Linked DNA regions of Homo sapiens: all the other regions are linked to region 4. The links are chromatin loops, found by intact Hi-C in ENCODE. Cell type or tissue: Calu3. All regions are shown on one strand.

Evidence for each region. Hi-C counts contacts between places; a loop is a spot of excess contacts. Peaks named below come from ENCODE experiments on the same cell type or tissue, not always from the same donor. Only the 100,000 strongest peaks of a DNase experiment are listed, where the experiment ranks them.
Region 1: a loop joins it to region 4, with 6 times the contacts of the local background. A loop is called at or near these places in 8 of 110 quality-filtered maps.
Region 2: a loop joins it to region 4, with 4 times the contacts of the local background. A loop is called at or near these places in 5 of 110 quality-filtered maps.
Region 3: it touches region 4 in a loop (10-fold over the local background); 14 of 110 quality-filtered maps call a loop at or near these places.

The regions. Positions count from the first base shown.
Region 1 is chr1:119,004,283-119,012,282 of GRCh38, forward strand. No RefSeq gene overlaps it. Among named protein-coding and RNA genes, the nearest start is that of TBX15, 20 kb to the left of the region's middle. In Calu3, no CTCF peak of the experiment used is centred here; a DNase peak (open chromatin) is centred at 4,579.
Region 2 is chr1:118,243,085-118,251,084 of GRCh38, forward strand. No RefSeq gene overlaps it. Among named protein-coding and RNA genes, the nearest start is that of SPAG17, 62 kb to the left of the region's middle. In Calu3, no CTCF peak of the experiment used is centred here; no DNase peak of the experiment used is centred here.
Region 3 is chr1:118,146,996-118,154,995 of GRCh38, forward strand. SPAG17 (sperm associated antigen 17) reads right to left here. Exons shown (of 49, transcript NM_206996.4): 2 at 4,234-4,374; 3 at 3,548-3,634. Among named protein-coding and RNA genes, the nearest start is that of SPAG17, 34 kb to the right of the region's middle. In Calu3, a CTCF peak has its summit at 4,533 (motif pointing right); a DNase peak (open chromatin) is centred at 4,526.
Region 4 is chr1:118,072,599-118,080,598 of GRCh38, forward strand. It overlaps SPAG17 (sperm associated antigen 17), which reads right to left. Exons shown (of 49, transcript NM_206996.4): 16 at 1,941-2,002; 17 at 1,256-1,369. Among named protein-coding and RNA genes, the nearest start is that of SPAG17, 110 kb to the right of the region's middle. In Calu3, no CTCF peak of the experiment used is centred here; a DNase peak (open chromatin) is centred at 4,893.

The sequences.
Region 1 (8,000 bases), 930 kb after region 4:
GGCTGAGGTGGGCTAACAGGGGCGACCTGCCTGTCTGCAGGCCTGTGAAACCCAATCAGTATACCCCCTAGAGAGAGTTGCAAAGGAATGTACGGGTGTGCAGGATGAAATCAGCCCAAGAACCTTTATAGAAACATGAATGTGATCTGTGAGGAAAGCAAGGATGTAACTAAAGCGATGCATTTGCTTTTACTGGCTGACTGACAGGCTTTGGTGGGGGTCGGATAATTTTACCAACCGGTTTCAAAGACCTAAGGCCCTGGCAGAGACATGGGGGAGGGGGCTACTCAGGAGAACTAGAAGACAAAAAGGAACAAATAAAAAAATCTTCCTATATTCCATGCACACAATTCTTAGTCACATATGTATTACATATGCACATACAAACTTATTTAGTTTAAAAAGAAAACCCTTGCCTTGAACAAAGTAGATATGCACATAAGTTCATGCATTCCCTCAGCAAATAATCATTGAATGTCTACCATAAACAGGGCATTTTGCTAGGCTCTCTTTTGTAAATATGTGTATGAGTGTGTCTGTGTCTGTGTCTGTGTCTGTGTCTGTGTGTGTGTGTTGTGTCCGAGTACACATTCAACCAGCAAACTCCAATTTGGCTTCATAGCGGGTTTGTGACACAACTCAGAACTCTGAGTGATGGGACTCAGACTTCAGGATACACACACACTTTGGGTCAATGCCAGAGGTGGCAACAAGTCTGCTGGTGCCCTAGGAGTTCACACTTTTCCTTTTGTGCAGTTGTGGAAGTGGAGGGGGAATAGCCTTGAGCTCCAACTTCCAGCCTACTACCTTTGGGGATAATGCTGAGAAGCAAAATATGTTAAATCCTTTTAAAATAATGCTTTCCATTCCTAAAGTCTGTTCCTCTTCCAGAATCATTCTAAGGAGTTTGGAAATAACCGGGCAACCAATGGATTTCTTTTCAATGACTATGGCATTGAAGAGACTGACTTAAGGCAATTTCCATAAGTGTACACTTCAACAGTATATACACACACAGGCACATGTATACACAAATATACACATGACTATACAAATTTACTTACATAGAATGTAATCATACCTAGAAAAAAAGTAGGATGGAGTGGGGAGGGTGGATTTAGTTTTCCTTACTTTTGAAATTCAGTAACTCCACAAGTAGACTCAAAATATCACTTAGTTTAAAAAATTTTATTTGACAAAAATGATATATATTTACCATGTATATGTTGTTTTGAAATATGTGTACGTTGTAGAATGGCTAAATTGAGCTAATTATCATGCATTACCTCACATACTTTTTTTGGTGTGTGTGGTGAGAACATCTAAAATCTATTAGCAATTTTCATGAAAACAATACATTCTTGAAAATTGCTAACAACAGTCACCATGTGATACAATAGGTCTCTTGAACTTATTCTTCCTAACTGACCAGTCACTTAGCTTTTTAACAGTCATTTTCATGTGCCCTTACCAACTTATCTGCTATATCCGTGTAACCAGGCCAGCAGACACTATCCCAGCCTTGTAGCAGCAAATGACCCAGTTGCCTGTGGCTTCATGGAATAGTCGGTAAAATCCAATCCATACTTCACGGTATGAAATGCTCAGACTCTCTCCCTAGCGGAGCTAGTGGAAGACGCTCAGCAGCCTTAGCATAGGAATCTGTAGGTACAAGCACATTCCTGGACGGCGACTTTGAATCCAGGCCAAGAAAAGAGAGGTACACCAATATTGGGATTCTGTATTTTGGGGGTCTAATTGGTGAGTACAGAACAAAGGAGTGGAGAGGAAGGCAAAATAACCTAAGTAATAGAAAATCCAGCCATAGACTGCAGTGGAAATTAATGGCACGAGAAGCCTTGGGGGCAAAGGTAAGGGGTCGCAGTTGAATGCCACCCGAACTCATCCAGATGCCGCTGCGTTCAAGCTCTCCCAGCACCCGCGGCCGAAGTAAATAACAATTCTCTTAATGCTAAGGCAGCAAGGAGAGGGCACTGCGAACTGCAGACTTTTCTTCTAAGGATGAAGAGGACATTATAAAACTGCACACTACCTCCCTAATGGCCCATTCGTCCTAGCTCTGTCTAGTGAAGTAGAGAGCAGAAAAAAACATCTAGCTCTATCAAGTTGAAAACATTTTCACATTCACCTTAAACTGGTGAAGCAAACGGGTTTTCCCTTTACTAACATCGCTCTTGTTTTTCCATTTAGTCTTTGGGAACGTAGCCTCAATCTTAACCGCGTATGATCGTTTCCACTGCACCTGTGCGGGAGAGACAGGCGCATATCCCCGTGGCGTCGGATCTCTAAATTATCTAATCTGGCGGCTGCGTACGACTCAGGGAAAGCCCTGGCCGCGAGCTTTTTCACCAGGCTTGAGCTCAGCAGCCGGGCCCGCAGTGTTGCCGCCAGTGGGGAGGCAGGGAGGCTGTCGGCGCGCCGGAGCCAGGCGGGAAAGGGACTACAGCCGCCCGCCGTTGTAGCGCAGGAAGCGGGCGGTGCCAACACACACCTCGCAGCTCTGCACGTTCTTCGTGTCTTGGAGGAGAGTAGAGCCTCCGTGTGAAGCTCCGTCCGCACCTGACGAAGAGGAGGGCGTCTTGCGCCACTCCAGCGACTCTGCGATGTTAAGACGCAGACCCGCTGCTGCGCCTGCCTTTGTCGGGGCGGGCGGGCAGCCGCCGCTCGGAGCAAGGTGGGGCTGCGGGGAGGGAGAGCCGCGGGGCAGATCCCTGGCCAAGGTCCTCTAGAAAGCCCGCTCTGCGCCCAAACGCGCCGCTCGGTCCGTGGGCCACTTCGGACCTGACGCTGCCGGTGAATTCACGCGCTCCGGGACGCGCGGGGACCTTTGACGAGGTTTTTGAACTGGGGATCGTCCCCTGTAACCTGGCCGCGTTACCTCCCCAGGTGAGCCGGACTCGCGGGTGGGTTCGGCAGCCGGCGATGTGGCAAAAAGGCAACCTCGCCTTATTTCTAGGGGCTTGGAGATGAAGAGCGGCTGAGTGTCCCCGTCTACCCCAACCCGGGTATTACCCTCTTTTCCGTCTTCTAGAAGGGGAAAACCATGCTGTTTTGAATTCAACATATTTAGATTCTGAAAATCGACGGCCCTTCCCTTCTTTCCTAGGAAGGCCTGCCCCGTAGGCACAACCTTCGGAGAAACGGGCGGCGCGTGAGTTCCCTGGAGCCGCCTCCTGGGCATCCAGGCTCCTGTCGCACGGCTGGTGCGGCGCCCACTGGGCGTGGGGACTGGGCCCAAGGCTCCCGGGACCGGGTCGTGGTTAACGCCGAGGCCAAGCCCTTCGAAGAACTCTGAGTTCTCTGCCTGACGTTTTGTCCCTCAGGAAGTGTCCCTTCCCGACTTTTGAGGGTGTCTTGTTCTTTGACGGGGTGGCCCTGTGGGGGAGGAAGGAGAAGTGTTCCTCCACTGCTGTTCTGTGGAGCGGGACCTGGCTTTGTTCGGCCTCCCTGCTCTCGGGAGCCTGTACTCCGGCTCGCACGCCTGACTGCTGGCCCTGGCCGCTGCTCGGGCCCCGCGCAGGCACACGGGACAAGGCGAAGCCCCGACGCCCAGAGGGCGCTTGGGCCCAGCACACCCGCGCACAGCCCAGGAAACGGGAAAGGCCACTGTCTGCTTCCCTTTCGCAGATTCTATCCGCTGGCACGCGAAGGTCACACGGGCTCTCAATGCTAATTTGGAATGGGAAGCACCACGAAGGGTTGAGGTAGCCTGGTGGCCCTGACTGCGCAGGGTGCGGACAGTGAGCCCGTATCCAGCTTCGCTGCCACGCGCCTAGCAGCCCGGCGGCCCCGGCCCGGCCCAAGGAGGAGGCAGGCCGCCTGGGTCGGCTTCCGTGGCCTGGGGGTAAGCTCTGATTCACCCCAAGGTGAGGTCCCCGGGGATGCCCAGATTCGGGCCGGGAAACGCACCGGGAGAGAACCACCAAGCGCTCTTGGTTATGAACCAGAGCTTATAACTGTGGCCGCAGCTAGACCTAGGGGAGGCCTGAGCGCCGAAGCCTCCGTTTCCTCGACCGGAATTCGTGAGCTATTAAACATGGGCCCTAGCGGGGCCCACGCCCTGTCTTCCTTTGCTGACAAGGCTCCGCGGGGTAGTGGGCGGGAGACAAGGGTCTCAGAACAGAGGGGCTGGCCCGGCGCGGCGGGCCAGGAACTCCCGGGCGTGTGTGTGCAGTGGTGCGGGGTGGGGGTGGAGGTGAGGTCTCCTTTAGTTCCTGGGATCTGGGAATCCCGGCTTCTCGATCTCATCCGGCGCGGAGATCTTAAGGGTCGGTGGACCAGTTAGTGTGTACGGCCTCACCCCTCCGCCTCCAGCTTTCGAGGCTCTCCGCTTCAGAGCTCCAAAGGAAAACTTCTGCGACTTCAAGAACGTCCTGCGCATTCACATGGGGTCGCTTCCTGGCTGGTTGAGGAGAGTGAAAGTTCTAGTGCCTAAGCCTCCTTTTCTCTTGCCCATTTTTCTCACTCCTCAACCACAGATAAAGAAACACTACATCGTTGAAAAAAAGTAGTGAATTATCTACCAGTGAGGTAGAGGAAATTAACAGTCCCAAGACTGCCCCCAGGTGATGGTTTTCAGGAATAACATTTCTGGGCAATCTCAGGTCGCTTATTTCTCTTCGGAGCTAATTTCATCTGTGATAGAAAAGTTATTGAATCCAAAGGCTATGTTAATCCCCCCAAAAGGAAAAAATGGCCCCAGAAACCTCCTGCCCACAGACACTGAGAATTTGTTCAATTTGTCTTTCTAGCCTTACATTTGATAACTGCACTTCCAAAAATCAAACGCTCTCCTCCCCAAAAGGCAGACATGCTCCCACCCATCCCCTTTTCTTCTTCTTTTCCTTCTTTCTAGTTTCCTCTTTCTGAAACAATAGCGCGGGCTGCTGGAGTCAGTCTGATGATATAATCCTTAAGGCATTCACGGGCAGACCAAGGGCCAAGCTATCAAAGGGTTCAGCTTTTTCTTCTTTTTAAAAGCTGTTTACTATTCAGGAAATTTGGTAATTATTATTTTTTTCTTCTCCATGTAGTGGTATTACCCTCTTCCTTTTGATATTGGATCCTTTATGGGCCCCTAGCTTCATGCTCTAGAGAAAGGAGAAAGATGAAGGGACTGAATTCTGCAGCAGAATGCAATTTTCCTTAATGTCATCACTGCTGCTGAAGACCAGCTGAGGGCTTCCAAAAGAACGGGAACCCCCAGAGCAGTCAGAGAGTCCTCATGTTTCCAGGGGCAGAAGAGAGTGCTAATACCGTTTATTCTTTTACACCACAAACTTGTTTTTGTTTTTGTTTTTTTTGCATGTCACTCCACCAAAATACTTTCAGTGCTTTTGTACTAGGATTGAAAATGCGCACCAGAAGGGGAAAGAGAAGATTAAAATCATATTTTAAAAAAGTATTTGTTTAGAATGCCACGCTGAATTTGGTGTGGGAGGGTTACTAATCAATACTAATATCCTTGGAATATTACATGTTTATCATGGTTTTTCTTGAGTTCAGTATAGTGCCTTGCTTATAACAGGCAGCATGCAACAAATAATTGTTGGTTGAATGTTTGAGAAATGTAAAGCAAAGGAGCACAAACAGGATTGGTAATTTAACTCCATTTAGTTAAAAAATGACAAGTTTCTTGCACTAATGTGTGTCCTACAAAGCAAGACCATTTCTGCTAAATCGTGAGGCACTATGTTTAATCAGTTTAAATTTTGTCTCCCCCACTGAACTGTAACATGAGATCAGAGACTCAATGTTAATACTTTCATTATATACAACATCTTGCATATTGCTGGGTACATTGATTAATCATCTTAGAGTATGGTGAAGGGGAAGATTCAGCTTAAGATGGAACATGTTAAGTGGAAGTTAATGTGCAGGTATCCCCTTGGATAGTGCCAAGTATCCCTGTAGATGGGTAATAGTGGTCCAGGGGTAGGAAAATTTTTGTTCAGACTCCTCCTTTGATTGGGTCATATCTCTTCCTGCCCACATTCTCTCCAGAACTACCACTTTTCCCTCCTGATCTTACCTTATTAGGATATGAATGCACAGAAAAGGGGATGAGTTGAGCTGCACTGTCATAAGCTGTGATGACTGGTTAGCAGTCAGTTCGTGTGGATACTAATGAGATCATCACAGAGGTTCTATCCACTGGGGCACTAGTTTGGCCTTATTCCAAGCACATCCATGACATCCTTTCCTATAAATGTATTCTGCTTGGCCAGAGAGAATCAGGAAAGAGACAACCTTAATATATCTTCACAGAAGGTTATATTTTTTGGAAAAGGAATGCCAATCAATTGGATTTTCCCATAGGAGCCAAGGCATCATGTAGGCTTATGTGCCTGTGCCAGACTGTGTAATAAGACATAGAATATGTTTTCAAGGAGCATTCTATTTTCTCCTCTTTTGTGTTTTTCGTTGAAAATTTCCCCATCACAAACATAGGCACTGGAGATCAAGTTATGGCTTTCCAACTAGAATGACTTCTGCGTTCTTGAATTGCCATCTAAGTAGCACCTTGCACCTAGGATGTAAAGCATAATATGGAATGCTGGCCTTCTTAGTAATGACTATTTCACCTTTTGATTATTTACTACATTTCTGCTTTAGCATGTTAAAAACCCCCTATAGCTGAATTGAATGTTGACTAAATTAGAAGGCACACAATGCTGGGTTTGATCCAAAATCCACAAAATCAGAAGTATTTTCTATCTCAGCCATACACGCTACCTATAATGGTGAATAGCAACTGTAACTAGGCAGGGCTCTTCCTTTTGATCAGGTAAGAAATTTTAAAGAATTAAAGGATTGAAATTGTGTAGAGAGTAATGGGGCTGATGTATCTTTTAAAACCCCGGAATTTATAACAAATGAGAGTTGTTCCTCTAAGAAATTACCCTGGGATTCTATAGCTTATAAAAATGATTGCTCAAAACATTTCTGGAATGCCTCTTTTGGAAATGACTTGAGGGATTCTGCATCATCACTTACTTCAATGCTCTTTTCTTCTTGCTGGCTAATGTGGGTGCGCTCTGGGAAATCAAAGCTGCTCATGCTGAGGAATTAACTCTAAAAGCTGGGAGTATCCAGAGCAGAATAGTATCTTTGCCTAGAAAAATGGTGTCATTTTAGTGGTATTACTGAGATGGAACACACAGCAAGCAAAATGGTGGCCTAAAGCAACTGTGGGCCAGTGGTTGCAGACCTTGGGAACAAAGCTGCCAAAGGAAATCACAGCAGATTCCTAGAGGGATTGTGTCTACCTGGGCAGCCCCAGATATTCCGGGTTTCCTTACTTGAGAGAGAGCTTGTTCTAGGACAGCAGCCCTATCTGGAAGTTTCTGAGATATTCTAAGGAAGTTTTCAAGAAGAATTAGACTAGCTGTAAGTCCCTTCCTTACTCATCTTCCCTCTCAAATACAACAACAACAAAAAAAAACAAAAATGAATGTGTTTGACTAGAATTCAGACTAGTAGGGCTAAACAGTGGAATTATGAAAGTTTACTGATGACATAAATGATGAAAGAGCATTTGTAGTTTAAGAAATTACAGCCACATGGCCAACCACAGGTTTCTGAATGCCCCCAACATAATCTTCCAAAGTGCTGACCACGGAAAAACTCCGCACTCACGACTCAGCTCAGGCCTGCTACCTAGCTGGTGCTGGAATTGTGGGGAATCTTGTGCTCCAGCCTACACAAAATACTGGCAGCTGGAGGTAGAGAAATTGTCCTCTTTGCTCCTTATTGATACTTCTAGGTTGTTATCCCTTTCTTCTCCCTAATTTCCCTGCTGCCCCAGGTTTTGGAAATGATGCTATCAGTCTACAGACTCCCAAGACCACTCTCCCTCATTTCTTGAAGATTTTATTCCTGGATCATTATCATTGTCTCTAGTGCTTCTCCCAGCATAGTTTTTGTGGTTTCATGTTGAAGTAAATGATCTTATAATACCGTAGACTCTTGACCTTCTG
Region 2 (8,000 bases), 170 kb after region 4:
ATCCCAGGTGACTATTTTACCTTTTTTTCTTTTTCCTGAAACCTCTAATGTCTCTTCCAATTTTCTTCTCAGCTACTGATCAGACTGTCTTCAGATATATGTTCCCACTAGCAAACCTATGAAGCTACATATATCTACTCTCATATTCTTAAAGTCCTAACCTCCAATACCTCAGAATATGACCATATTTGGAGAAAGCGTTTTTAAAAAGGTAATTAAAGTTAAATGAGGTCATTGGGGTGGCTCTTAATCCAATATGACTGGTGTCTTTATAAGAAAAGGAGATTAGGACACAGACATGCAGAGAAAAAAGATTATGTGAAGACAGAAGTGAAGGAAATAATGCGTACAGTAGTCATTTTCCAAGACAAAGTGACTTAAATCAGCTTAGGTCAGCAAACTACAGAAAAAATAGGATATACTAGGCACCTGCTTGGATAGCCAACGCCTGCTTGTCAGGCACCCCCTGCCTCAACCCCCTGAGTTGCCCTCATCCGAACCAAAAAAGTTTAGTCTAAGATGAAAACTTACTAGCCTGAAAAATAGCTCACTTTGTCTGTTCTTATCAACCTGCTCAGCTGCTTAGGTCATAAGTCAAATACTTAAAGAGCTCCTGAGCTGATTAGCATTGCAATGCATTGTGGGCTGCAACAAAATGCAGCAAGACAACCCTAAACAAACAAACAAACAAACAAAAAACACCTAAAGCCCCAACCCAACAACTGATAGGTGTCATCTGGGAAGATTGTAACCCCATAGTACTCAGCCTATGAGGAACTGGGGGAGGGACTTGTGCACTAGGGGATAAATTGCTTGTTGTAACTGTGCTGGGTGTGCCTGCCCATCAGACACCTGATCTTGCAAGATGGTAACTAAAAGTCTCACTTTCGGTGCTCTCGGGGTCTCTGAGTCCATTCTTTGGTTTGGACAGGTGAATTTGTTTCTCACAGAAGGAGACGTACATCTGCAAGCCAAGCAGAGAAATCTCAGAAGACATGAACCCTGTTGGCACTTTGATCTCGAACTTCCAACCTCCAAAATTGTGATTAAATAAATTTCTGTTGTTAAGACATCCAGTCTATGGCACTTTATTATGGCAGGCCCAGCAAAATAATACAGCATCTCTCCTCAAATCCTTCACATTTTCCCCACATCATCATTTTTTCTTCACTACTGAACTATTCACATTAGCATACACATGAGCTATACTGTATTCCATTATTAGAAAAATGTGCTGCCTTGACCTCATGTTGACCGCCCAGCTCTGCTCCCCTTCACAGGAAACTGTGAGTAGTCTCTCCTCATTGCTCCTTATATTCCCCTCTCAGACTCCTTGGAACCAACTCCAGTATGGCTTTCAGGCCCACCCCTGCATCAAAACAGCCTTTTCCAAGTTCAGCAGTGACCTCACGTCGCCAAATTAAGCGGGCTCCTCTTAGTTCTCATCTTCCTCACTTGTCAGCATATTTGACCTGGCTTCTGATGAAATACTTGTCTTGGCTTTTGAAACTCCTTTTTAGGTTCTGGTCACTCTATTCTCTGTCTGGTTACTCTTTCTTTTTTGCTTGTTTCTTCTCATTTTCAGCATCTCCTTTTATGTTGGGGTTTCTGGGGCTCAGTCCTTAGGTTTCTTCCCTGACTACCGTCACTCTCAGGTGGTCTCATTCTAGTGTCATGGCTTTAAAAGCCATCTCTTCACTGAAGACTCACAAATGTATCCCCTGAACTATATATAGATTTCTCTGTTTAAACATCAATAAACATTTTCAATTTGTCTTGCCCAAAATAGAACCCTTGATCTTTGAATTGGCCTCCACCCTTGTTTTTTTTGTATTTTTCCTCATACCATAAATGTTTCTTCAGTTTCTCAGGGCAAAACCTTGGAATCATACTTGTCTTTTCTCTTTCAAGCACTTCTCACATCCAACCCAAAGCAATTCTCCTGGTTCTTCCTTCATAGGTATCTAGACTCCAGCTGCACCTCAGCATCTCCATGGCATTTTTTCTGGTCAAAGCCGTCGTCCTCTGTCATTTGGACTTGTGCTATCTTTCTAGATGCTCATCCTGTTTCGATCCTTGCTCCCTAATGATCAATTCTGTAGCCAACGTGATATTTTTAAAATTTGTCCGTGCATGTCTTCTTTCTTCCTCAAATCCTTACCTAGCACTCCATCTCACTCAAAATCTAAAATCTTTATCCCGACTTAATGGTGCAGTGTGATCTGTCCCTTGAGGCTTCTCTGACCTTCTAGTCTTCTATGTTCCCCTTGCCCACTCAACTGTTGTTACATGGGCCTCCCTCTGTTCCTACAACGTGTCACAAACATTCTTGCCACAGGGCCTTTGCAGGTGCCATTTCCCCTCCCTCAAATGCTCTTTGTCTAATTATCTTTGTGGCTTTTTCTCCCATTTCTTTAAGTTTTTCCTTTTCAGCTGTCTTCTTAGAAGAGAGATCTTCCATGTACTTCATGTCTAAAATTGTTCCTTCTGCCTCTCTCCTTCCTTCTCTCTACTCAGGCTTCAAGAGACCCATTATGATTGCAGTTTTAAAATGTGTATTGTTGAAGGAATGAAAGACAAGAAAATTTTAATTGTTAGCAAAAAGAATTTTGATGTATTTATTTCAGATGATTACTTTTTTCCTGCAATCTCATTTTAGTTAAGAACAGTAAAATTACTGTTGAGAACTTCATTGCATGGAAGAATGGCCCCCAATGCACTGCCCAACTTTGATAAAAACATCATTCTGAAATATAAAAAGAACACGGGACCTTCTCTATGAGCAACCCTTACACACTAAATCTAATGACATTGAAGAAACAACCAAAGGTGCTTACATCTTTTTTTAGTCAATAGTGAAAGGGAAAAATATCAAATAATGTCTCATAGGCCTCTTCTTGGTGCTCAAAGTTTTCTACGCTACTTTTTAGTTATTTGTGGGTTTGCTTTACTGTGAACCTATGATAAGGGGGAATATTTTGCAGATAGTTGCCTGTATTTAATAGATATGCCATAAAGCAAACTGGAAAAAGAAACAGACATTGGTAGGAAGAGGAGGAAGTAGCACAGGTAAAAGTGAGCAAGACCAGAACAAAATTATTGAAGTGGACATCATTTTGTGGTCCTGGTGAAAACTCCGCCAAGTGGCATACAAAGATATTTTAGTTAGAAGTTTATGAAAAGGAAAAAATTAGTAAGGAAGCAGAGCACTTACTGAGAAAATTTGACATCATTTGCTTGCTTCTCAAAAATAATATTAATGGCAATAAAATTAACAGACTTGACAACTTTCTTTATCATTAGAGGAGAAATTTGCACTCTGTATGCATTTCACAAATATTAGCTATTAAAAAGCCCAGGGAGTTAACTGCTTGACCAATAACCATCAATTCTTATTATTGTCTTTCTATTAAAGAAACAAATTAAAATCTCTTCCAGTGAACATTTATTTTCCAAAGTCAAAATCTTTTAGGGTTGCATCTGCTTTTCTGTTAACACTTTACTAACTACAGCCAAGGGGTTACTTTATCCCTAGGAATATGTTTAGTTCCCCAACCCCATGTTCTATATAATGTTTTCCCTTTGTGAACCTTGAATAGTTTGAACCTAGCACTGTTTCAGAATCATTTACACTCAACTCAGGTCACTCAATAAGTAATGCTTGATGTCCAGTAAGGCATTTAATATGTCATACTAAGAGTGATTCAATTTTTTTTTGCCAAGGATATGCAAACTGATATACCAGGAGATTTGAAATTCAAAACACATGATATCTGAGTGAGTCCCAAGCTTGGCACAATTTCTCTTTTGCTTCTCCTTCTCTTTTCCCTCTCTCTACACTTGCAGATATAATCTAAGAGTCATCTGGCTGTTTGGCAAGCTATTTATTATTATTTAGAGGAATTCTAGGAGGATTTATTTTTAAAGAAACTAAAATATGGGTGTAATATTTTAGCCTTAAAACTGCCATTCAGGGCCTAGAGTGAAGCCTCTTCTATAGGTAGGTATTGCCAGGTGTTCTGAAAAATGCATCTGCTTCTTGTACAGGGTCAGAGTCTTTCACAGTGAGGAGAAAGGTGTTGGTTCTACAAAACAGCCCAGGGAAGTGAAGTTGAAATTGATTGAAGTAAATTATTCCTAAAGCCTTGATTCTCCCCTCCTTTGAAGGCAGGAGTAAATTTGGTTTCCTGCATCCAGGTGGTCCTCAGATGTCCTAAATTAAAACATGGTAAGAATGGGTTTTTCACAACAACGCTACCCTGACCAGTCTACCAGGGTCTACATCCCTCCACTGTGATTCTGTGCAATAGACCCAGTGGAAATTGCAGGGTAAGCAGGCAATGAGGAAGCACAGTTCTTTCCTCTGTGTTGGAAATAGGCCAAGATTGTGAATGTTAATCACCCAATTCTTGTAAAAGGTACTACACAGCCTTTAATAACCACAAATGGCTGGAGTCTTCATTTTTCATTTCATCCGTGATGCTCTGTCAGCGGGAGGTGGCAGCTGTAAACGAATATTGAAGCAATATCCCAAACTAGAAGTAGAAAGTCAGAGCCCTGACATTGTTGATCTCAGAGACTTGAGACACGATGAAAGACAGGCTTTGAGTATCAGTTTTCCATTGCTTTTTAGGCCAAGTCTAACTATCAAACATTTCAGGGAGCAAATATCTGTCCTTTTGTATCTTCCCTGCCCTGCTGTATCCACTTTGCTCTCTAAACAGTGCTGCCACCAATAGGCCAGATGATGCCACACAATACCACCATCTGAGCTATTGTCTCAGGAATACAGCCTTTTTCTTCCTCCCACTCCCTGCTCACCTAGAACACACTGATGGCAACATGTGCTTGTTTCGTCATGAATCCTCTTAAGTTTCTTTATCACAGTTGGGAAAATAACAGGGAAACAATCCCCAGAATAACAAAATAAATGTGAATTACAAATTTTGTTGTTCTTGTTGTTAGAGACAAGGTCTCGCTCTATCACCCAGGCTGGAGTGCAGTGGAACAATCATAGCTCACTGCAGCCTCAAACTCCTGGGCTCAAGTGATCCTCTTGCCTCAGCCTCCCAAGTAGCTGAGACCATAGGTATATGCCACCACACCTAGCTAATTTTTAAAGTTTTTGTAGATACAGGGTATCCCTATGTTGCCCAGGCTGGTCTTGAACACCTGGTCTCAAGTGATCCTCCTGCCTCGGCCTCCCAAAGTGTTGGGATTAGAGGTATGAGCCACTGTGCCCGGCCAAAATAAATGTGAATTTTAATTTTGTTCAGCTTAGTTGTGTATCTCTAGCAAGTAGCTTAAGCTTGCAGAACATAAATTTTGTCATCCATAAAATCTGTCTACACCATATGATTTATAGTTAGCTCCTTTGATGTGGATCAATTGACAAAACATTAATGATGTAAATTATAAAGTGCTATATTAATGTAAGCTATTTATTACTATTTTTATTATGTAGTAGACTTATAGGAGAATATATTTCTGAGGAATATATTTCTTTTATTTAAGTTTCCCCTGTATCGTGTCCAGGAAAGCATTGGGAACCACTGGAGTTCCCGTAGCGCTCAGAGGACCCAGGTGAAACCAATCATTTTCTTTGCTCCAGAGGAGAGAGAGAAAATATTTTTGTATTGCTGGTGAAGTGAATGCAAAAACATTATTTATGCAATATACTAAAGAGTGTATTTTTTTCATCTACAAGGAAAAGATGACCCCAATTTCCAAATGTATAAAGTGGTAGAAATCCTTTCACAACACAGAAGAACCAAAGTCATCAAAAATTTTCATTATGAACCAGAGCTTTTTCCTACTGTACTGAGTTTTACAAGGAGTTCAGCAGATTGCTTAATGTTAAGAGTAGAGAGTCTTAAAACATGTTTGGATCTAAGGCTACAGATAGAAGGCAGAAACAAATGTTTGGAAACCTAAGTGAAATAAAGGGGGAAGAACAGGTTTGAGGATTAGGCCATTGCCACCCATGCTTCTTTGGCCTGTTTATTTTAGGATGAGGCCTGTCTATTCTTGATTCTATGAGGGGATTCTATTTCATTTCATTTTCCAATCATAGGCTGCTTAACACCACTTAAGCCAATAACTCTCTAGATCTTACCCCATGGGTCCAACTTCTGGTAAAGTCCATACATGCCACTCTTCTGTTAGGCCTTAGGTCATTTTAGCTATTTCAAAGGCCAGAGAGTTTACAAATGTGGGATAAGTCATTTGTTATTCAAGGATTGCTTGTCATTTACAAGAGGAAAAGAAAGAAGTCTCAAAAACAGTTGATTTGGTCATGGAATATGGGTGGAAAATTTTGATGCAGACACAGTCATAGACTGAAGAAAATTCCAATGTTTTTTATGCTATTTCTCCTTTCTTCATGTTCCTATATTCTAGTGAAAGGACTAAGAGGAATCTTGGTTCAAAAAGTAAAGGGGTACTGCTCTTGGGTGACAGGGAACTGTCATTTGGTATTAAAACTCTTCTTCTTGTGCTTAATTAATCAAACAGGTATTTCTCAAGTGAGTATTACATTTCGGGCACTACATTAAGTGCTGGGCATAGAAGGAAAAGCAAAGAGAAGACACGAGACACTGAAGAAATACCATTCGAGATAGGCATGGGCATCAGGCAGTTCAGAAGCAATCTCTAACAAGGTCAGCAGAAAGTTGAAAGTAAGAAAACAAGATTTTGCCTGCGCTTCCCTGCAGCAACAGCTGTGGCTTCTTGCAAAGCAATTAAGCCTGTGGCTAGGATTCCAGTCCCATCTCATCTCAGCAGCCTCGCAGCCTTGGAACTTTCTTGATGGAGACTCTTAATCGATGGCATTTCTTTGTTTTTGCCCTGGCATCTCAGATGGTGGCATTCCCGAGGCTGATTAGCTCCAAGTTCCTTCCCTGTGAAGCCAAAGCCACCATGTAATTTCCATTAGACCTGAAAATGATCCTGATTTAAAGCTTAGATGGAGCCCATAAGCCATCATCTAATCATACTTAAAAAGTTACTGGCCTGGGCTGTATGTTCTTCATTTCTTTAGTAGTAAAATCATTCTTAAAAATATATCACTCTTTGTGAACCATCAAATCAGCCTGATGACAGCCTAGTTTAGAATTGAGTGCTGCAGTAAATGTCAGAACTCTGATGCTGACTTTCTGTGTGACTTTGGGTAAGCTACTTAACTTTCCTTCTTTTATTTCTTTCTCCTGTTCTTTCAGTACCTTTGATATGCCAGGCTTTAAAACTAGACTTGGAGGTAGGGAGGTAAAGGTAGGTGGGTGAGGAGGGGAAGAGCCTACGAAGATAAAGGAAACCTGACCCCTGCTCTGGAGAGAAGCACAGTTTGAGGAAATAGCCTTGAAAAGCAAATAATTAGCACCCCACCGGACAGCACTGCCACTGAGGAGTATGCCAAATGTCGTGGGAGCACACAGGAAAGAGACTCATTCCTTTCAGAAGATTGTGTAGGGGAATTTGACAATGCATCCCAGAGGTCCTTAACAATGAGCTGAATTGTAAGGAATTAAGAGGAATTTCCTGAGTGGAGAAGGGGGAAAGACACTCCTAGTTGTTTTATCCTCAAAAAAAGATAATAATTTTGAATCCTGCTTAGCTCTCAAAAATATTTTGAGAGCAGATACATAAAACACAACAAACTTGGTAGCCCAGCTCCATGACTATCAAAGCTCTCCAGCTCAATGGAAGAATGGTGCTACATTAGACTTATAACTTTTTTATTGTCGTTGTTTTTTTTTTAAGTTAGGGCCTCACTCTGTTGCCTGGGCTGGAGTGTAGTGGCACAATCGTGACTCACTGCAGCCTTGAACTTGGGCTCAAGGGATCCTTCTCACCTTAGCCTCCTGAGTGGCTGGGACTACAGGCATGTGCCACCATTCCTGGCTATTTTTTATTTTTATTTTTTGTAGAGATGGGGTCTTGCTGAGGCTGGTCTCGAACTCCTGGGTGTAAGTGATCCTCCTGCCTCAGCCTCCAAAACTGCT
Region 3 (8,000 bases), 74 kb after region 4:
TCTTCCTTTGAATTCTTATACACTTTACCTGTCTCTCAAGAACTTCACTATTTTCTGCATTGTGTTATTCACTTACGCAGCAACTATTATTGAATGCCTACCACGCGCCAGGCTTATGTCCATATACATTTTGTCCTTTTTTCTCTCTAGCTTGTTCTTAAGCTTCCTGAGGTTAGAGTCTTTGCTTCTTGAGGTTAGAGTCTTTATAATATTAATATTCCTTCCTCTCTCTTCATCGTCTGATAGTGCCTGGCACTAGTGCTTTAACGAGTATGTTTGTTAATATTCGGTAAAACCGGCTACTATATAATGCAGGCAATAAGCGTATATTTTCAAATGTGTCCATATCCTCAAGTAGGATTCACATGTGGGAAATGGTGCTTATATGCCAGTGCATGGGTTCATCTTCATCCTCATTATTAAATAATAATGAGATGATAAAGCAGTAGCCAACATTCCTGAGAATATACACAAATAATAATATTCTGTTCTCATTCCCACATGAGTTCTTGAAACAGTTCCTAGTAGAGCAAAACATGCTTTCCAAAAAGAGAATGTGAATGAACAAATGAGCTGCAGCTACGTCTCTACAGAATTACATTAGCACAAATCTAAGCAGCTTTTCAAAGAACTATGGTTTATAAATAAAGACTTTCATATATACAATGCCATGGCTAGATGAAATTCTAAGGTTTCAGGGGAAATTACACAATCTCATAATGAGGCTGTGTGTACACAACACCATGCCATCCAAATGAAAACTTGAGCAAATCACTTAGGAATGTGGTCTTTGCTAGCCCAGACATTTGGAGTCATTATTGGAAATATGCAATGTGGCTCTGACACTATTTTACTACTCATGGATGAAGTATACTATACAGAAGTCTCACTTTAGTTTGCTGCTTCTAATCAACCACAGGCTAGGAAACCAGAAAGCCTAATTGATTAAAATTGTGTTTAAAATAAGAATAACTAGGCTTTGATTTAAAGCTAACGAGAGTACCCTACAAGTAGAAGTAAATACAGGTGTTTAAATGCATGGCTGTTATATCGTGAGTTCCTTATCTCCAAAATGGAGGTTTCTAAAAAGTTACCATGTAACAAAAGGAATTTGTTAGATTATCTTTTATCTCTTCTCCCACAGTGCAGAGTTTCCTTTGAGAAATGGGATGTTGCAAGACTTTCGCTCCTCAGGAGTTTACCACTATCAAGTGTCCTAGTGTGTCTGGAGTTGATTCCTTCCAGTGGGTTCCTCGTCTCACTGACTTCAAAGAATGAAGCCACTGACTTCGTGGTGTTACAGCTCTTAAAGTTGGTGCAGATCCAAACACTGAGCAACAGCAAGAGTTGTCACAAAGAGCGAAAAAACAAATCCTCCACACTCGGCAAGGGTACACGAACCTGCTGCAAGGTGCTAGCTCAGGTGGCCAGCTTTTATTCCCTTATTTGGCCCTGCCCACATCCTGCTGATTGGTCCACTTTACAGAGCGCTGATTGGTCCATTTTACAGACTGCTGATTGGTCCATTTTACAGAGTGCTGATTGGCCCATTTTTACAGAATGCTGATTGATGCATTTACAATCCTCTAGCTAGACACAGAGCACTGATTGGTGCATTTACAATCCTCTAGCTAGACAGAAAAGTTCTCCAAGTCCCCACCCGACCCAGAAGCCTAGGCAGCTTCACCTCTCACTAGTTGGTACAACCATGCAAGATTCTAAACAGAAATAGATTCATGAGCACACTGTCCACATGTCTCAAAGGTCCAGAAGTCCCAAGAGACTTTCTGGGCCTATTCCATGGCCACCACTCGCAACTACCATGCAGCTCTGCAGGGGTTGCCAGTGACTTTTCAATTGTCTTGGGATGAGAGGTACTAGGTAGCAGAGTGCTTGAGCAGGTCCTAAATGTGAAGGGACTGAGATGGGAAATATTCCCCTCTTCTCCAGATGTGCAACCTGTCCTTGGCTGATGCTGACAAGGAGCCTGAATTTGTTTTATGGTCTTTATTAGTTTTGCTTCAGCGACTGGCATTAATGAATGTCTGGTGCACCTCAGGTTCAGTCTCCATGGCACTCCACCCACCTTCTCTTTTCTTCTGGAACCATTCAGAAGAGTGTATGTGAGCGAGTGTGGGAGGCTTATTGCCCAAATGCTCCACTGGAAGAATGTGGTAGAGCCAGATGTGAAATGGACCCCCTGAGTGAAGAATATGCAACCAAGAGTCTCAGCACATATTGGAGAGGAATGGCTTTCTAACTTAACTCTGGGTTTGTAATCTTGTGCTATCCCACATCCAAGTCAGAATGCCTGTCCAGACTAGACATCAAAACTAGGCTGCTATCATTTCTGATTTTTACTGAGTATCTGTGAAGAAGAAAGAATCTTTTGGGGGGTTAATTGATCCCAGGCCTGAGAATTGGATGTGGATTTCTATAGCCACTCACAAGAAAAATTCCAGTATTTTAAATCCACGTATCACATAATGTTTCAAGTGGAGCACACACATTCGGAACATTATAAAAAAGAGACAAAGTATATTATTTGACTGCAAAAGCACAGATAACTTTGGCATGATGGTGAGCGCCGCGTAGCAAGAGTTAATGCTATAAAATTCACAGCACTGTCTATTGTGAATAAATCCAATGAAACTTGTTCAGATAGTACTCAAGCAATACTAAATAGACCGTATGTAATCACCCAAGACCTGAGACACATAAAAACTTTATTAGTCATCACTGAAATAAAGTGCAAACAAGTTCGTCTTAGAAAGATTCAAAACTCTTTATGTTTTAGGTCGGCTGCTCCATAAAACAGTGCCTGACAAATTTTAAGTGATATTCTAATTAATCACTGGATTTTTATAGTTTCTTGAAAGCTGTAAGTTAGATATTAACAAGGCAGGGTGAGAAGAAATCCCCTTATACGGAGAATGAGTCCTACGTCCTTTGCACAAGCCCACTGGGTCAGCCAAGCCAGATTTTATACTAAGCAGCTGTTGGAAATGGAACGGACCATTAATCCGAAGAGTATCATTATTTTCATATCGATTAAAGTGGGATATAAACCGTGCACCAAGTTCACAAACTGATGGAAAATCACTGCAGCTGTACCTCTGTCTTATACAAGAAACACTTTCTGGCGCATTTTTACATTGTTTTTTTCGAGAAACTAACACTTTGTAATATACTGATCATATGACTCTCCTTAATGCTGTCACATACTCAGCAATTATCATGAGAAAGTATGACCCAATACTTTGTGTCTATAGAAGTTTCTGATTTATATTTTTCAATTATTTCAATTAGATGCAATGATGGTATAAACGATCTAGGAAATTGTATTTGTAAAGGGAAATTTTGAAATTTTAAAATTTTAAAAGGAGGCAGATTTTTTTTGTGTGTGTTCACCATCAGGAACAAATATCTCCAATGAGGAGCAGGCATTTATTTTCAAAGAATGAAATTTAAAAATGGCTATCAAATTATTACTTCAATTCTTTTTTCTAAAAACACAAAAATATCTTCTATAAACACTTTCACTTACCTCATAATATAAAGGAGCATTACCACCTACAGGTTTTTTTGCCTTTTTAGATGAAGCAGATCCAACAAGTGTATTTATTTCATTAATCTGTAAGAAAATTAAATTTACTTATGATGAAAAAAGCCTTATTTGAAGAATACTTAGATATATGTAACTTTCAAATATCTAGGTGATCTGAAGGGTTGGGGAACCTAGCAAGAAAGAGGTACCCATGAATTAGGTAAAATATTTATAGTTACTTCGTAAGCTGTCAGTAATTGTATGGGTATGTGCCACCTGGCAGATCTTTTCTATATTATTGCTGTCCTCTGACCTCTGACAGCTATGATTCTCTGTAGCCTTCATTTTCCAATTAGTCATGTACCTCCCTGGAATCTTAAATAGTCTAGTCTTTTATAATTATTTAACTTGAATTAAATATTTTGTCACAGAACCTAGCATGGTGCCTGGTATGACCTCAGAAATCTTTGTCAAATAAATGAATATTGAATTAACAAAATTAATAAACAAAAATAAATTCTTCCAGATTGAACAACTCAAATTTATTCTGGCTAAATAGTTACTTAAAATAATCCATCAAAATTTACAAAACAGCCCAAGAATATGATAGTTTATTTTATAATTCTATTCTATTATTTTAAGTAAAAAAGTCTTCAGGTGGCTTTGAGGTAGGAAGGGACAGGTACCTGCTGGAGAATGTCTTGCCACGACACCATACTGAAGAGTTTACGCTGAGGGACCTGGACAGCCACGGTAAGGGCTTGGATGAGAAGATCATCTTCAATCTGGTTCCCAACCACAAAAGCAATGGAGGCCTGCCAATCGTTCTATTAAAAATCAGACGGAATTAGATTTTAAATATTCCTGAATAGGTCATTTCGTGTCAAATATTTCCACTGAGAAGCAGAATAATTTTCCTGTAAATCTTACTTGAAAGACAGAGGTGACCTTGTAATGTATGTGGTTTTCTGATTGAAGTAGCCGCAAGGCGGCAGTATTGTGCCAAATTTCATGCAACTTGACCAAAAAACAATTTTCTGGAGAAACTAGTCCTTTTATTTTGAGGAAGACAATTTTTTAAAACGACACTTTCACTAGAATGTTGTCCAAGAATAATCTGGTGTTGGAAAGCAATCATTCATTCCTATGTCACAAATATACATTAAGATGTCTCAAAAAACAGGAATCTTTATTTTGTTCCCTGGTATATCCCAAGACTCTAAATAGTGGTAGGAATATAAAAGCAGCTGAAAAAAACTGTTAAATGTTGGGTCATATTGGATGAGCTGCCAAATGAGAACTGAACCACATCTTTTTCTCTTAATGTAACACAGGAATCTTACTGCTAATTACACTCCCAAGAAATGGGCAAAAATATTACACTTGGACATGAAATTTTGCATCAAATAATTTTAAAAAATTAGTTACTAAAGAATTACATGCAGTACTTTTTTCTCTTTGTTTATTGTAATTGTAATTTCTGTTGGGAGATTAAGAGTGGCGCTCACTGGATTACCTCACATTACCAACTGTGAGATGCTGGGGAAAGCTACTCACGCAAATCAGTATTCCTGCTTTTGAACACTAACAATTTTAGGGAGAGATGAAACAAACAAACACGATAAAGACATCAGAAAAGAGAGGGAATAATAAGGGAGGGCACTCTAGTCATGTGACCTCTCTGGGGCTTAGTTTCCCCATTCATAAAATAAAGGGGTTGGACAGGGCAATATCTAAGCAACTCTCTAGCTCCTCTCTAGAGGTCTGATTCAAATATAGTAAAATGGTCTCCTGGTGAATACCAAAACAATGTCTAAGATTTGAAAAGGTCACACAAATTTAATAAAATGCATCATTTTATTTGGTTCCTCTGGTTTCTGCCCACTTTATAATCAGGTTGACGACAAAACTAGGGTATAGGTGGGAGAAAATACTTTAGTATTAATTCTTTCTTACCATCAAAGAGCAATTGTCCTTAAATCCTTCTTATTTAGCTCCATGGAAGTCTACTAACTACCTAACAAGACTCACCCAATTCTCAAGGCTACCACCAAAACAGAAAACACATGTAAAAGCATAAAAATGTATATTTTACTTGCAAAGTGTGTGTGTGCATGCATGCATGCAGGTAGGTGTGACTTTGTGTGGTTTCCTCTGTTATAATGAGTTGAAAACATTCTTTTGTCTCTAAATTCACCAGGGGAAGACTGACCATTTATTTTTTAAACATTCTGACTTTTAAAAGTAGATATGATATGTATAATGTGTAATGACCTTTCCTGAATTAGATGCCTTTTTTCTCTTGTCTGCTTCCTCAGTCAAAGCTGCAACTGTAGTCATCATTAAAGGGGAAAAATCTCTTTCATTTCACAATAAAGTACACACAGTTACAGTACAGGCAATACCTTGAAGTTCCTGATGACTACACCTTCCAAAACTGAAGATTTTAATAACCACCTTTACCCCCTTATCCCGCTGTCCACTGCAAGTTTCCTTGCCAATATTTGAAAGTTAATGGTGACAAGAAAAGGCTGTCTTTCTGCTCTTTGGGGGGCAACTGAGAAAGAGGGTATTGTAGTCCATTACCCATCTACTTATTAGTATTTGGTGTCAAGGCAGGTGTTGACCATTTCAGACCAGAAAATAAAAGAAGAGAGGAGGGGCAAGAGGGAACTAACAATTATTGTGAATCTGCCATGCGTCAGGCATATGTTATCTCATTGAATCCCTAAGTTACCCTACAAGATAGGTTCACTATTATCTTATAGATGGAAAAACAAAGGTCCAAAAAAGTTAAATGACTTGTTCAAGGTCATTTTGGCAGAACCTCATGGAGACCACAGACATGGCTTACAACTTTGTGATCATTTCAGAACAGTTTTGGGAATAAGTCTTTGGGCTCAGAATGTCTTTCCATAATCCTTAAATTGCACCTAACAGACTATTTGGCCATAATAAAACTATCAGGGAAATATTTATCTCAAATGTATACATGTGTATAGGCCTTCAAAAATAGATTAGGTAGGCTGGGCATGGTGGCTCATGCCTGTAATCTCAGCACTTTGGGAGGCTGACATGGGCAGATCACAAGGTCAGGAGATCGAGACCATTCTGGCTAACATGATGAAACCCCATCTCTACTAAAAGATACAAAAATTTAGCCGGGTGTGGTGGAGGGTGCCTGTAGTCCCAGCTACTTGTGAGGCTGAGGCAGGAGAATGGCATGAACCCAGGAGGCAGTGCAGTGAGCTGAGATCGCACCACTGCACTCCAGCCTGGGTGACAAAGCGAGACTCCGTCTCAAAGAAAAAAGAAAAAGAAAAAAGAAAAAAAAGAGATTAGATATTAAATCCTTAAAACATCATATAATTACTTTTTTAAAAATTATAATTTTACAAAGGATCAAAGAGGTTAAAGAAATTTCCCAAGGTTCTTTCTCTCAAGCGCAAAGCTCTTGTTCCTTCCTTTGCTCCAGGAGACATCTTAACATAAAATTGTTCCTCCAAGTCATGGCACAGTACCGAAACTCACGGGTCCCTGAAGTCACTCTGAGACAGTCTGCCCAGGCGAGAGCACGTTCAGATTTGTTTAGAGCTCTCTAGGAGAGCTGGGTTCCAGGCCACGTCTCCCCATTTCAAGGGGTCTTAAGAGTCGAGCTCTGTCCCAGTTTCCCATCTATGGTCTCTTGCCCACTAAATGTGTGCTTTAAAATTGCATCTATGTGGCAAAACAGGACTCATAACTTTGTCAGAGTTATGGTTTAGTGTCTAATCACATGGCCAGAACCTGAGCAAACATGACAGGGACCAGTCAGACAATAATAACACAAACTGAGAATGCCTACAGAGAAGGATGCACTCATTGTGAGCTGCAGCAGGGGGGCAGTAAGATGCTAGCAAATGTGCAATATTCAACTAATGAAGAACAAGTCATTTCCCCATGTCTAATTGGACAGCATAGTTAAATAAGCAATTCTCTGCAAATACAATTTCTGAGTGTTTCTCTTAGTATTTCAGGGTAACCAGAGATTCCAAACTTCCACCAACTGGCGGCATTTTTAGAAATAAAAAACTTGAAAAAAATCAGACACAGATTAGATTTGGCAAAATACAATCAAAAACACCCCTCCACCCATATCCTATCCCAACATGCAGCTAAATGAAGTCCTTAAATTTAAGTTCACAGGACAGAAAAAGAAATTTAGTATGGAGAAAACAAGGGTAGACCATTGTGGGCAAATGAAAGTATAATGTGTGCAACCCAATTCACCACAGGCTACTAATTACATCCAAACTTCTTAAACTATCTTAAGAAGTTTAAGTTTAAGATAGTTTAAGAAGTTTGGGTGTAATTAGTAGCAAGAGCTGAGAGAAAGAAAAGACTAATAATTTCAGAAAAGCTATACTGGATATATCCAATGGTGAAGGAAGAGGGTCTGGGTCTGTCACACCGA
Region 4 (8,000 bases):
ATAGAAAAAGAGGCAATTATTAACTGCAGAGAAAATAAAAATGGTACCCATACAGGAAATGTAATTATAGAATACCACACAGTTCAGCTGTGAATAGCACTTACATAACTGAAATAAAGTGAGTTCTGAATACTTATCTAACCAAAAATTACGATATTGTTAACAGTATCAGAGAATGGAGAAGTGCTAATGTGAATGTGGGGGTGGGTGAGCCTGTACCTGTACATGCACATGTGTGTTGGATGGGGGTGGGCAAAGCTGTGTTCTCAAGAGCGAATCAATTGGTAATGATGTCACAAAACTAAAACTAAACAAAATATACTTGCTATTTAGAGATCACCGAGTAAAGTAACAAAAGAAAGGGGTAAATGCACTGAAGATTTTTGCCTCTGAGAACTGCGGCTTGGTGGAGTGGGGTGGGGATGGGGGAAGGAGGCTGCTATTTTTCATAGTAAGACTTTGTAGAACTTTCTGGCTTAAAAAACGTTGTAAAACTTTGATAAAAATAAAAATCAAATTAAAAAGACAAAACCAAAAGAGGACAAGTTTTTGTGTAAAAGCTAAACACAACAAAAGGATTTAGGTTTGGGATTACTTGTTATTTTGCTGAGTGGTTAAGAGTACAAGTTCCAGGGCCAGATTTCCTGGGTTTATATCTAGCTTCTCACTTAGCTGCCATGTTACCTTGGACAAAAGTCACTACTGGTCAAGGTGCCTCAGTTTCTTACTGCTTACATAGTTTCTACTTCACAGGGTTATTGTGAGGATTAAATGAGCTAATAATACATATTAATCAGTGCCTGGCACATGGTAAGTGCTCAATGAATGTTGGCTACCACAGATTCCATTGAACTGTTAATCAAAACAGAAAATACTGTGAAATGTGGTGAAATTGAGTAGAATGGATAAACAATATGGAAAAAAATAAGGTTTTTCCCAATAAAACCTTACTTTGTTTTTAGAAAATACATGCAGCAGCAAAAAAATATATATATGCAGCAGTCTTGTATATTTCTTTTTTTCTTAAAATATTTTATAAAAGCATTCTTTCATAAAGTATATTTTAAACTATTTTAGAGAGTCGCTGGGAATGCATAGCTCAAGCTGGGAGTAAATTTATTTTATAGCTGAAGTAAAGGAGACTATTGATCTGAACTAGATCTGAGAGAATGACCTGGAGGTGAACTGTTCTAAATCACAGCAGACTCTCCAGACCTATCTGACCGTCTCCTAGAGAATCACAGTCCATAAATACCTGAAGCAGTACTTTCGGTTTAAAATGTTCAGTAAAACTCCAGTCCATTAGACTGCGCTGCTGTGTTTTCTTTATGTCCTCTAAATCTGCTTCCACCATCATCTTCTTGGGTTTCTAAAATATCATAGGAACACAATTTCAGCTTTAATTTGTTTAAGTCCAAATGGAGCCCTCTTGGGCTCCGTCAACTAACCAGTATGTACTCCATCTAATTGGGGAAATCTGCATATGTATAAATCCATATGGCAACATTTTAGGAGAGCTGCTGCCAAAAAGAGTATGCCTTTGACTTTTTTTTTTATGGGCAACATAATCTAAATATTTTTATTGTTAGGTTATACTCTTCTGAGTCCTGTTAGCAATTACAGGCAGGTTTTCTGAACTCTCTTCAAGACAACGTTAGCTCTACAGGGCTGTATGGTGAGCAGGTGTTTGTGAGGTTGCCAAGCCACACTGTCTAGAGAGGAGCAAGGAGCTGGGAAGTTATGCGCAAGCCGCCTAGCAATATTAACTCCTTTCTGTCCAGTTGGAGCTGCTCTGGGGATGTCCGAATAGTTCCTCTTTTCTAGCCTCAGTATTCTCCTTCTAAGTATCTTCTTTTTTCTTTTTCAGTGTTTCTTACTCCAAGTCATGGTTTTTCTCAGATCATCTTGTCATCTACATTTTCAGAAAAATAATTCCTTACCTTTTCATGAGAATCAGCCTTTGTGACTGCATCATCTTTGATCTCATTGTTTGTGGTCTGCTCTGCAAATCAAAGACACCAACATCCAGTTGTGTTCTGGCTTTGTTCTTGCCCTGCTGGTTAATGCTGTGCTTTTTTGTTGCCCATATGATCTATGTTTCTGTGCTGAAAAGGCAATGCCTGAAAGGCATGTTTTGTGCCTCCAGAAAGGTGTTTGTGTCCATAATTCTAAATCTGTGCCTACCTAGAAAAATTATACTAAGCTCTTTGAAAAGAACCTAGCTTCTTGTGTGATATATCTTAAATCATACCAGATATTCTGCTTTCAGACTGTATCATTCACTTCTAACAATATACCTTTATCTTTAAAAGTTGTAATTATTTACTGATTAAATCAACTTCTTAGTACACATGATTTGTCTTCTTGTGCTGGTGACTATCACAAAGCCTTTTTAAATTTCTGTGGATCTTATCTTGTGGATGACAGACTAGGGTGGGGGCAGGCCATGCGTGCAAAGAGGCACTGGCAGATAAGTGCACTTCCTATTGGAAAATGATACGCTTTCACCATTCTGCAGAGCTTCCCTTCCATTCATTAATCATTTATTAACTTAAAAATTATTTAATGAGCATCTGCTAATTTACAAATGAAGCTTAACAAAAGTTAAATAAATAAATGAAGCGGTACCTGGACTCCATGGACCAATACGAGTCATGCACACTATGGACCAATATGAGTCATGCACACTAGCTTTCCTAGTAATGACAGAGTATACTTATATGATGATTGGGATGGTGATATCATCCTTGGCTATGAAGCAAACAGCCATGTGAATGAACAGGGAAGGAACACATTCATATTGTTGATTTCTGCATCACCAGAAGAAAGAGTTCCATGATAAATAAGTTTAACATAGATCAACGAACATCTCACTATGAATGTCTTAGAATTTGTAATTTGCTCTTGTTATTGTGAATCTCTAATTGAGAAATGGATAATGTATATAGCATTTTGCAAATTTGATCACAGAAATAGAGTATGTGTGTGTGGGAGGTGGATTTTGTGGGAATATACTTTGATGCTGCTGAACAACTGAACAGCCCTGACTTCTTATCACTCTTAGAATAAATGAAGATTATGTCTGACAAAGTTGTACAGGAAATGGCTCTGGCCTAACTCTTTAAGCACAACTCTTTGACTCTCCCTTGCTCATTCTACTCCAGATACACTGGCCTGCTTGCTGTGTCTTGAGGGTCTTGCACTTTCTTTCTCTCTGGTATGCTTTGCCCTTAGCTGTTCACCTTTTTCAGACCCTGACTTCATTCATATTGGTCGAGTATCACCTTCTCAAGAGTCTTCTGCCTCATCCTCTGCTTTGTTTGTTTTTTTTATCATAGCATGTATCTATGCCTAATGCTACTTACTTGTTTATGGTCTGTCTCTCCACCTCATATGTAAATTCCTGGAGAATAGAAACTTCATCTTATTATTATTATTATTTTTAACTGTACTCTGAGCACCCAGCATCTGGCAGGAACTCAGTAAATATTTCCTTTTGATTGAATGAGAAGAATCTACATCATATATTAAACGTGGAAATTAACCTAGAGCCATATAGAGAAATTAGAAATGTGGGAAAAAACCTACAACAAAGCCTTATTCTGTGGCAAGCATAAGACAACTTTTTATTCTGTGGCAAAGAGTACCATATTTGGGCTTCTAGAGGGAGAAGCTGATTGTGCCTATGAAGGACAGGCCAGTGTTTTTCTTTCTTTCAGGAGCACAGCTACTTACATTTTTGCTACTAGTTCCATCTTGCCTTGGGCTGGTGAAGGTGACAGCATGAACGTTCCATTTTGATTTAGGGGAAAACCATACAGCCAATTCAGTTCAGCATTTATATAAATACATCCACTGAAGAGAAAACTCAGGCCAACTATAACTCTAAATAGACCATGATGTCTCATGTGTCCTTGAAGCAATTGATATGAAATCTGTGGATAAAAATTATTCTATTCTGTGGTCTGCCAGATTTCCGGGAGATTTGATATTCCCTCCTATGTTTAAGGATCCAGCAGAAAAAGTCTCCAGTTTAGAAAATATGTTCTAAAAATTATGCATCAGTTATTTTGTCAAAGGAAAGAACATTCTAAAAGTAATCTGAATTATTTATTTAATAGTAGAGTAAAAATCATTTTTTTTTCTTTTTCTGATTTTTGCTTTCAACCACATAATCCTTTGACAGTGTGATTCAGTAGTTTTTGACACATCTGGAAATGGATGCTTTCTCATCCCTTTGAAAAACAGCTTTCCTAATCTGTTTTACTTTAGAGATAACAAGATCCCTCTGCAAAGCAGTTACTTTATTAAAAAAACACCCAACAAGCATAAAGGGCACATCTAAACCTCGCGGTTATCAACTCTCAGGTTTTTCATAAATATCCACTAGGCCCTGTCAAGTTCAAAAATAGTCTCAGATGGAAATCCAGTATTTGGTTAAGAAAAGCACAAATATTCAGCCCTTTATGTCCAGGAAAAGGCTTTTATATGTATTTGATGCTAAAATGGTTGTGCAGGAAATACATGAATGATTTTTGCCTTGTTTAAAGAGAATTAAAGTTGGCGGCTTTGAAGTAAGTATGATTCAGAGTTAGGGAAAGAAATGTAAAATCAACAACATCAACAACAACAAAGTCCCATACTCACAACAGCTACAATGTGACACCAAGCCCAGATGCCCTCCCCCTTTCAAATGGAATGGCTCCTGGAAGTAGGTCAAAATGCACCACGGAGAAACACTTATGGCCCTGAGATCCACCCTCCAGATTGCGTGGCCTCTAGGATACACTGTCCACTATAGCATTTTCAACCCTGAGAATTTAGGAAGTTACTATTCATATAATAATCTACTTTATTCCAGAATCCAGCACACCAATTTATGTAGTTTGACCACCAGGTGGCAAAAGTTGCCTAAGGAAAACTATCCAGCTGCTTTAAAGAAAAAAAAATGAAACAAAACAAAGAAAACACCTTGGGCCTTACACCTCTCCTGGCTTATTCTGACTCTATATTAACCCAGAGTGACTTCCCTGTCATTCATTTGTAGTCCCATAGGATACACTATCGCCATAAGAACTCAGGTTAATTTATTGGCTTAAATTTTTTGAGAGGTAGGCTAATAGGTAAGGGTACTTAGGACAAAGAAATAGGGAATCTACCCTAGTTAGAAGGAAGGAAATCCCAAAGGCAACAAAATCAGCATAAAAATCACCATGAATGAGACTAGGAGCATGGCTAAATCATTAGCTGCATCACCAGGAATTTCTGGAACTCAGGAAGCTGCAAGACACAGTGGAGGAAGCACTGGTTTGAAGTTAGCCCTCTGTTCAAATCCTGACTTCCTACTTGTATGTAGTTGAACAAATTATTTAAACTTTCTAAGTCTTGGTTTCCTCATCTGTAGAATTGGGATATTGGGATAATAGTATCTTTGTCATAGGCTGATGTTTATGTAAGTATTAGTTAATGTACTTGAGATATAGCAGAGCAATATTAAATAAATGTTATTTTCTTCCCTCTTCCATTCACTCCAATTGCCTCCTCTACCAATCCTATTCCATTGATTACTTCCTTTTCGACCCACCTCTAGATTAATGAAAAGGGTAAGATGACCATTAGTCAATACTAACTTAACACTTATTCTCTCATGTTATCACTTTCTTAAAATTTATTTTTTCTTTTTTTATCCAATTTTGGCCCATAACCACTTATTTTTTAAATGTTTTTAAAATTATGAAATATAACACACAAAGAAAAGTGCATGAAACACAAATGTTTAATACAATGAATAATTATAACAGTAAAGTCTCAGCACTCCAGACATCTTATGTGTATCATTTAACAAGCACAGCCTCCTTATTAAACTTTCATATTAATTCTAATTTTTTTGTGTATTGTTCTGAGTTTTCTACATACACAGTATTTACAAATAATGATGGTTTTATTTCTTCCTTTTCAAACCTTATGCTTTTATCTAAAAGAGAAAAAGTCTTGCTTGTTGGCATACACCTCTGATGCAATATTGAATACAAGTGTTTATAGTGGATATTCTCCTGATCTCAAAGGGAATTATTTCAACTTTTCACCTTGATATATAAGGTTTGTTGTAGTAATATGAAAAATAACATTTATATGATTGAGTAGTGTTTCTTCTCTTGCTAGTTTAATAAGATTTGTTTCATAAATTGCTACAGAGTTATACATGCTATTTCTGCTCTATTGAGATTATATGACTTTTCTCACTAATGTGTTAATTGATGTTATATTGATTTTACAATGTATATATTTTCCTTCTATCCCTGTTATAAATGCAACCTGTTTGTGATATATGATTATCATTTAGTATATGTTAGATCAGTTTTCCTATGTTTTATTTAGAATTTTTGCATCTATGTTCGTGAATGAGTTTAATTTAATGAATTACTTTAACTTTCAGTTGTACCACTATCCTTGTCAGTATTCTTATAAAGTTTATGCTAGCTTCATAAAATGAATAGAGGAGGATATGCTACTTTTCTATTTTCTGGAATAATTTTTGTTAAGATTAGAATTATTTCTTTCTTAGTGTTTGGTATCAGTTACCAATGAGATCATTCAGGCTAAGTGTGCCCTATTTGGGAAGATTTTTGATTACTGATATAATTAATTGGATATAAGACTACTCAGGTTTTCTATTTCTTCTTGGGTCATTATTGGTAAGTTATTCTTTTCCAGTAACAGCCCATTTTACTTTCACATTTAGTCAAAGTTGTTTATATTATCTTGCAATCTTTTAAATTTCTGTAGAATCTGAGGGAAGTCTCTGTTTCTTTATTCCTTATATGATTTTTATTCCTGATATAGTTTTATTCTCGATAGAGTTATTCATGGGTTTTTATGATTAACCTTATATAAAAGATTTATCAATATTGTTAGTCTATTCAAAGAACCAAGTTTTTGCATTTTTGTTCTTCCTATGTTTCTATGTTTTCTATTTCATTGACGTAATTTTCATCTATGTTTTCTATTTCCTTGATTTAATATTTTTTGTTGTTTTCCTTCTTCCACTTTATTTTGATTTATTTTGTTTGTCTTTATCTAACTTAAGGTTGATGTTTAGTTAATTAATCTTTAGCTTCTTTTAGAAAAATATTTATTTAAAGCTATAAACTTCTTTTGGAGTACCTCTTGCATTAGCTGCATTCTATAGTTTTGATACTCAGTTTTTCATTATCATTTGGTTTGAAATATTTCCCAATTTCTATTGTAATTTTTCCTTGACCTAGGTGTTAAATTTGGTGTTGTTTAATATGTTAAATTTGGTGTTGTTTAATGTTTGACCTAGGTGTTAAATTTAGGTGTTGTTTAATATGTTAAAATAAACCTATAATCACTAAGACGCTATGGTATAATGGAGGCCTTAATATAGGCATATACATAATTATAAAATTGAAAGAAAATAACTAATGCCATAACGAGAGTGTAGATTAATTTTTTTATTTTTCTTTATAGAGGTGAGGTCTTGCTATTTTGCCCAGGCTGGTCTTGAACTCCTGGCCTCAAGCAATCCTCCTGCCTTGGCCTCCCAAAGTGCTGGGTTTATAGGAGTGAGCCACAGCACTTCACCAGAAGTGTAGCTTAATTATGACCCTGGAATGCTAAGAGAGGCATTTCCATATGGACACATCCAATAAGACTTCATGGAGGTGCCACTGAATCCTAGTCATAGTCAAAAAGAGAACTCAGGGTGGAGGATATATTGTGAGGGAAAGGTACCACAGAGATTGAAAAGAGCAGGCTGTGCAGAGTAAATAGGCCTAATTCTGTTGGGCTAGAACACAGAGTGTGTGAGCAACAGCAAAAAGATGGAAAAAGGTTTTGGGAAAAGTAATTTGATACTACTGGAGAAGTAGGCCAAGGAATTGTGTTCTATTTTGCAGATAGTAGGAAGCCTTTGAAAGCTGTAAGTAGAGAAACAAAATAGCTATATTTTACACAGATTAATCTGACAGTGATGTGTA